Linked DNA regions of Homo sapiens: region 2 is linked to region 1. Evidence: chromatin contacts called from ENCODE Hi-C or POLR2A ChIA-PET data. All regions are on one chromosome and are shown on one strand. The core of a region is the stretch at or near the end of the contact, and the rest is flanking DNA. Distances in the headings are between cores, read along the strand shown. Region 1 has its middle 41 kb from the start of MIR4642. Region 2 has its middle 130 kb from the start of MIR4642.

Evidence for each region. Hi-C counts contacts between places; a loop is a spot of excess contacts on that map. ChIA-PET counts read pairs that join two places held with the same protein, here RNA polymerase II (POLR2A). Pooled maps may share reads with other maps.
Region 2: a map of K562 shows a loop between it and region 1 (2.0-fold over the local background). The contact joins two enhancer-like sites. A Hi-C loop is called at or near these places in 4 of 168 maps with a recorded cell type or tissue (Caco-2, K562, mammary epithelial cell and 1 more), 1 of 37 single-sample maps with no recorded cell type and 8 of 50 pooled maps. POLR2A ChIA-PET finds 5 or more read pairs at or near these places in 1 of 52 experiments (endothelial cell of umbilical vein).

What each region holds. Positions count from the first base shown.
Region 1 is chr6:44,474,424-44,478,090 of GRCh38, reverse strand. No RefSeq gene overlaps it. Among named protein-coding and RNA genes, the nearest start is that of MIR4642, 41 kb to the right of the region's middle. RefSeq lists an enhancer at 2,122-2,652. Within about 2 kb of position 2,235, at least 3 of the 41 ENCODE cell types and tissues checked have a DNase peak (open chromatin) inside an H3K27ac peak, as active enhancers do.
Region 2 is chr6:44,561,820-44,565,149 of GRCh38, reverse strand. No RefSeq gene overlaps it. Among named protein-coding and RNA genes, the nearest start is that of MIR4642, 130 kb to the right of the region's middle. Within about 2 kb of position 1,594, at least 2 of the 41 ENCODE cell types and tissues checked have a DNase peak (open chromatin) inside an H3K27ac peak, as active enhancers do.

The DNA.
Region 1 (3,667 bases), core at 986-3,485:
GCTGCCCTCTTCCCTCCAGCCTGGCACATAGATAGCTCCCTGAGCCTCAAATACAGAACAGCCTACAGAAGACCAGGCCTTTAACTCTGGCCCCTGCCCACCTCATCTCCTGCTGTCCCCACCTTGCACCCTACTCTCTAGTCAATGGGGAAGTTTTATGCCCCTGTGCATTTGCACGTTACATTTCTTCACGCAATGCACTTGTCCTCCTCCTTATCCTCCTGTATAGCTTCTCCTGGATGCTTCCTAGGAAGAGTTGACCACTCTGAGCACAGAAGGGACCAGATGGGGAGGGCATCACCCAGGTCTCAGGTACCTCCTGCTTCCCGCCTGCAAAAGAGTTATCAGTCCTTGATACAAACAGCCTCTGCTGGCAGGACCATCATGTACAGTTGTGCAGTTTATGCACTGCACAAATGTGTCCAGCTAAGAGGGTTAGCGGGGACTGAACTCCACTTGCAAAGCTGTGCTGCTGAAGGCTGTGCCCATCCAGAGAGGGCTCTTTTTCCTAATTCTCCCTGTCAAGGGAGCAGCAGCCTTGCCCAGCAGACATGTGCAGATCCTAGGAGGAGGCATTTGGTGCCTTGACCAGCCGTCTTGATAAGCTTGTCACTCATCCTCGCTGCAGTGACTTGCAGAAAGGCCTGTCTGCTGCTGGGCTGGTTGCTTTCTTCCACAGGCCCTGGAGGGCTGGGGCTTCTCTCTGTAATAGTAGCCCTGAGCACAGCATCTAGCCTGCCAGCTGCCTGGCTGCTACAAGAGCTGATTTTACCCAATGAATTGAGGACCTGGCGAATTCTTTCATTTTGGCTTCCATGCTTAGGCTGAATGTCCATCCAGCATCTGTCAGAAGCTGACACCATTTCATGGCCCCCTGTGGAAGTGGCCGATGCTGTCCCTGGCCACCTGGCAAAGGGGGCCTGGGTGAACTTCCACCAGCATCTGCTTCTGCCTACATAGCCCCCACCCCGGCCAGCCAGACACCGCCAGGTCCTCGGCTCACCAGGCTTAGGGGTTTGGTTCTTGTCCTAAAAGATATTTTAGATAAGCGTCTGGGCTGTGGAGGAGGCACGTGCAGGTATCGGGACCTTCTTGGCGGTGGTATCTCCCTTCCAGGCCCTGTCAGCCTGGCTGTGCCCCCTCGGCCTGGCCCAGTGTGTGCTTTTCTGCTACCTGTGCTCTGACCATGGGGTCCTAAAAGTCCCCACACCCTTGTTTCTGATGCGCTGCTCCCCTCAGACCTCCATGCCCTCAAGGGACTCCTGGGCTGCTGCCCCAGTTCAGGCGACCACCACAGCACACAGCATAATTGTCCATGCCCGTGGCCCACAGCTGCCTACCATTTGGGCATCACGGATTCACGCCTGTGAATGCCACTTCTCATCTCTCAACCTCAGAGGCATCCAGGAGAAACAGCACAGGTCAGGTGGTCCTAAATTCAAATGTCCACTCTTCCCTCCCCATCCAGAGAGTTTGGGCAGCTTGTTTAGCCTTTTCCAACCTTAGTTTCTCTTTACAATGGGGAGACAACACGACCAACAATGTGCGTTAGGCAAAGTGATGTCTGAAAAGTGGCTGGTACCTGGCCCGAATGACCAACTCGTTGGGTTGCCCAGGATTTTCTGAGTTTAGCACCAAAGCTGTGCATCCAGGAACTCCTCAGTGATGAGCAAACTAGAACAGCTGGTCCGCCTACAGCCCCACACACGGGAGCCGCTTCCTCTTCACCCACCACTCAGAGGAGCAACTGACAACCTGGAGCAAGACCATCCGCGAAGCCTTCGGAGTGAGGAGAGGCGGCCAGGAAGGAGGATTCACCGTGCCAGACCCAGGCTGGGCCTCGCTTTGTAACACCTACCAACACCCCTTCAAGTTGCCCCATGCCCCTGCAGAAGTATGAAGTCCATAGGGCTGTGGGCCCCACAGCTCCCAGGGCAAAGCCCGGCAGGCAGTGGGTGCCCAGGAGCCCCAGCTGCTGGGTGCTCCCACACGCCCTGGCCAGGCCAGTGAGGGGGGCGCAGCCCAGCAGGCCTCCATGGGGTCCTCTGGAGGGAAGGAGGAGAAGGGCTTTTACTCCTTTCCTTGGGCAGAAGTGCAGGTAAACAGGCTCCTAACCCTGCTGTAAGGTAAAGCCTGTGAAGCAGGAACAAAGCGGTTTGTTCCAGCTCACCGTGTCGCCACAGCCCGTGGCCGGCCGTCTCTGGGGCAGCAGTGACACCTGCTGGCCGCCGGATGCACCTTGCTCCAGATTCCCTGCGGGAGCCTCCTTGCCTGCAACCCTAAGGAAGCTCGGGGGACCTGGTCAGCCGCACAGGAGAGGCCAGTTCGCCCAACCCTGCAGCCCTGGGGGGCGTCGGCTACAGACAGGCAGCTGGCTGGAGATGCTGCTGGAGCTGCGGGCTCTGGGTCCTTGGGGAGGGGAGGACAAGTGGCCTCTGCATCTGTCCTCTTTGGAGCCTGGGCCCCGCACAGCCTTCAAGAACTTGGAGGAAGAGGGTTCCTGGACAGAGCTGAGGGTGCAGGGAGCTAGACCAGCTTGCAGTGGCAAGCACCCTCTCCTGGATTTACCTATTTCCTCCCCTAAATGCTCCAAGAACACATCGTTTCCCCCATAACACTTCTTGATTCTAAGAACAGTCACTTTCTCAGAATCTTCATTTTCTCTTTGTTTCAATCCTAGTACTAATAGCTGGTTTTCTCTTCAGTGCTTCCTCCAGAAGCAAATGTCTCTGCAGCTCATGAGCAGGATGGGACATGCCTGAAAGGTGGTACCATAAAAGTCTTATGGGGACAAGGGGACCCTGTCGTCAGCCACCTCCCTGGTAGCCAGCTGATCACTGCCCACACTCCAGCCTCAGACGAGCAGCTATTTAAAAACGAGGCCTCAGCAGAATCTCAGGCTCTCACATGCCTCAAAGTCCAAAGGTCTATGCTCTTCCTAGTAGACATCTGGGGAAATCGAGGCTGAGAGAAGCAGAACGGCTTGTCCCAGATCTGACAGCTGGCTCAGCCTCACCCTCTGTGCCTCCCACTGCTCTGTGCCTGCTTCAGGCTTCCAGAAGAAATCATGTATTGTGTTTGGGGATGCCTTGATATCAAGGAGAAAAACTGAATACAACATTAAATGTTTATCCATAGGGGGACTGATTACATGAATAATCTATACCCACCCACTGGAATGCTGTAAAATAGCACACTGGCCTTAGAATGGCCACTCCTCTGTTTATTTGGTGACTGTGAGCAGATTACTCACCCTCTCTGAGCCTCTGTTTCCTAATCAATAACGGGGTGATGCAGTAACATCCTTCTAAGGGTTTATCTGAGGCCCCCAGGACTTCATGACTTTACAGGATATTTATATATAATAACTCCTTTTTACACACACACACACACACACACACACACACAGATTACAAAACAATATATGTGCTTATTCTCAGTCAAGATTCTGAAAAACATGGGGTGAGGTGACTTGAAAAGAGTTTACTTATAGGGTTTAAGGAAATCAACAAGGGAAGAAGGGCCAGTAACCATCCGCAGGGCTGAAGGGTAAAGGGAAGAGGTCATTATGGGAATCCAGAGAGGGAAAATGTGTGAAGGGGCCACCTGACAGGAGCTACGACTCCCAGCAGAGGGCCGCCACTAGTCCCCTGACCATGAGGGCTGC
Region 2 (3,330 bases), core at 345-2,844, 88 kb before region 1:
TGCTCTGGGTTCCTGGGAGGCCTCCTGCAGGGCATAGGACAGTGCCCACCAGCAGAGTCCAGTGATCATCTCTTGGTGATGTAAAATGGCTCCAGGGGTGACCCGGTGAGTCAACAGTGTGTCCCTCCCCACCAGTCTTCTAACTCATCATCTCCCCTACAGGCCACCCACAGTGTGCTAGAAATGTCTGCTCTTTTTCACTTTTTCCCTAAAGACAGAAAGAAAAAAAGAAAAGGAGTTGAAAAAGCACAGGAGCCAGGTAATGCAGCAGGGCGGTGCCAACATGAGGAGCCAGCCAGGGTAGAGGCTCGGCTGGGAGCAGAGGGCTTCAGGGACAAGGGACATTCAGACTCAAGGGCAGTGAGCCCCTCTCCTGTGCTAACATGAGTCTCTCAGACCCCCTCAGCTAGAACTGGAAGGTCCTTTAAACAGCATCTCATCAAACCTTGGTTTCAAGTCAACTGATGTTCAAAGAGGCCATGTTGTAATTAAGCCAGATTTGTTCTGGCCTTAAGAGAATGGAAGAGAAAGTTGAAAAAATAGTTACCTTGGACAGAAAGCCTGAGTTTTACGGCGCTCAACCATATAGTGACACCTAATCATTTACCTATGACTGGTCTATGCCTGGTTTCCTCTAGGCCAGTCTAAGTTCCTTCAGGGCCGGGGCCTTTCCCAAGATTCCTCTTGTGTCATGGATACCCAGGAAATGTTGGCCCACATTAGGTAAACTGAAGGAAAAAAAAAGAATAGCAGATGAAATCCAAGCAGTGAACAGAATAAATGATGAGCAAACAGACACCTCCTAAGTCACCTACAGCTCATTCCTGCTAAGAAGTCAAAGCCAAAATTACAAAGCAGTGTGACCTAGTGGAAAATCACAGAATCAGGAATAATTACAGCAATATTAGTAACAACATCAAGACATGCACATTGTGTAGCACACTATTTTGTCACAGAGCCTCTCCATTGTGGCCAAGAACTGCTGGCCAGGGCAGGTCTGGACCATCTTTACTCTGCCCAGGCCCTAAAGTCTTGCAGTGAGAGGAGTCGTCCCCAGGAAAGTGCCATTCGTTCTTTCCTGCCTGAAGCCCAGGCAATGCCCAACAAACTCAATTTTCACACCTTCCTGGAATGAAACTAGCATTTGTCAGTGCCTGCCCTGTGTTTATCAGGCTCTCCAGGAGGAAGTGAGAAGTTTGCAAAAAGCCTGATCTAAAATTACCATTGATTTTTTGAAGTCACTGTTTCATCCATTTTGAAATTTCAAAAAGCATCCAGAGGGCGCAAGATTTTTTAGCACTCCTCGAACAGGGGCCCAAGCTTGAGTCCGCTCTGCTCAGGGCATGCTCCCCACTCCCGTGTGTCCTTGTAAAGAATGCAGGAGGGCGTGAGCTGGGGTTTCCTTCCTTGGCTATTCTCCCGGCATGGGTAACGTGAATCCTCCAGCTGTATTAGGGAATACTTCCATCTTCCTTTTGTTGTCCCCTGCCCTAGAGAGGAAAGAAAGAAGGGGAGGGACTAACACGACTGAGCAAATAGATCTGCCAGTGACGTGTTAGGCCTTGGCTCACACACACGCATGTATTGGGACAGTTTGTAACTATGATCTTCTGTATTTACACAGCACTTAGCTGTGAGTCATTTCACACCCACCCACAGAGCACAGTGGGCCTCGTAATCCCTCGATGCCTCAGTCTCTTCGTCTGTAAAATGGCCACAATGATACGTGCTGCCCAGGGTTGCTGCAAGGACTGCCAAGGTCAGGGTCTTAAATGCCTGCACCAGGTCAGGCCCAGCCACCCCTTATGGGCTGTAAGATCTTCTTGCCCTTATTTCATACCTGAATCACGGAGACGTGATGTGCCACTGCTGGTTGGTACATTTGAGGTCCCTGACTCCCAGTTGAGGGCCCTTTCCCAGCCCTGCTGTGGGTCCGGCCTGCAATGAGCCAGGTTTGCCCATCCTGAGAGCACAGGAGAATTCTAATAAGAACCAGAGCCCCGACATCCCAGTGCCCCCACACAAACCAACCTGGAAGGCAGTCACCATCAAATTAGGTCAGGCATTTTATTTTCAAACCCAGATTTTATTTGTGAGGTTTGCTTTTCCACGAAGAGGTCTGTTGCAGCACTTGCAATTGCTTTTTTAAGGTGTGGGAATTCTGGCTGGGGCACCAGAGTAACTTCATGATCAAGCACTCTGTGCACAGTCGCTTGGGCTCTGACACCCAGCAAGGGTTCTCCTGCCATTTCTGATGTGTGCTACCAAGCATCTTCTGGTTCCTGATGTTCACACTGGGTGTTCTGTTCCAGGCTGTCATGCCATGGCTGCAAGTCCAGGTGGAGAATGGAGGCCTCTGCTCACCAGTGGTTCCACGCTAACTGATGTGTATGGCAATGACCCACAGCCACAAAACCTCACTCAGTATTCAGCATTGTTCAGTATCAAATGTAGTTATCTTGATCATTTTCTGATTCCTTGAAAATTGGTAAAACTCCATCCGATAGACATGGGAAATTTCTGGTTACTAAAATATAAATTTTTAACTTAAAGAAACTCATTCCCAATGCCACTGATACTGAAATGTCCCCCAGCTCTCTGATCTGGAGTTCATTTTGTTTCTTTCCTTAAATCACTGTCTCCATGGTTCCTTGTAGGTCTATTGGGTGGTCCTTACAAACAGGAAGTTTCCAGATGCCAGAAAATGGTTCTCACTTCATGTCTTGGAATATGTGTGAGAGGCATCCACACAGCCAAAGAGGGCAGCTGGATGTTTCAGTGGGGGTGTTGGCTGGGGTCTAGTTCCAGCCTTGCCACTTTTCTGTGTGGCATTGGGCAAGTCACTTCTCCTCTTCGGGCCTTGGTTTCCTTGTGTGTGGAGTAAGCTGCTTGTTAGAGAGGAAGTCTGGGTAGCCTGCCTGTTTCAAGTCCTTGAGACTTGAGGGATCTCTGAGAACCTGACTCAAGAACCAGAGGGATCCTGGGCAAGTCACTTACTGTCTCAGTGCCCGATTAACAGTGAGATGATAACACAACACCTGCTTTAGGTTTTGTGAGGAGTAAATGGATGAATACATGTAAAGTGTCTGGAACAGCGTCTGGCCCATGGTAAGCAGTCAATTAGTGTCAGCTTGCACTCTGGGTGATTTGACAGCACAGAACGGGACCTCCCTGAGGCGAGTGGTGTGTCTTACTCATCTTTGTGTCCTCAGCACCTGGTGTGGGACCTGGAAGGGGCTGGCTGAAATGAGAGTTGAATTAAAATTCGTGAAGAAACATCCAGCTTCGAAGCAGATCTATGAAGAGGAAGGGAGCATTAAGGGGGGCGGG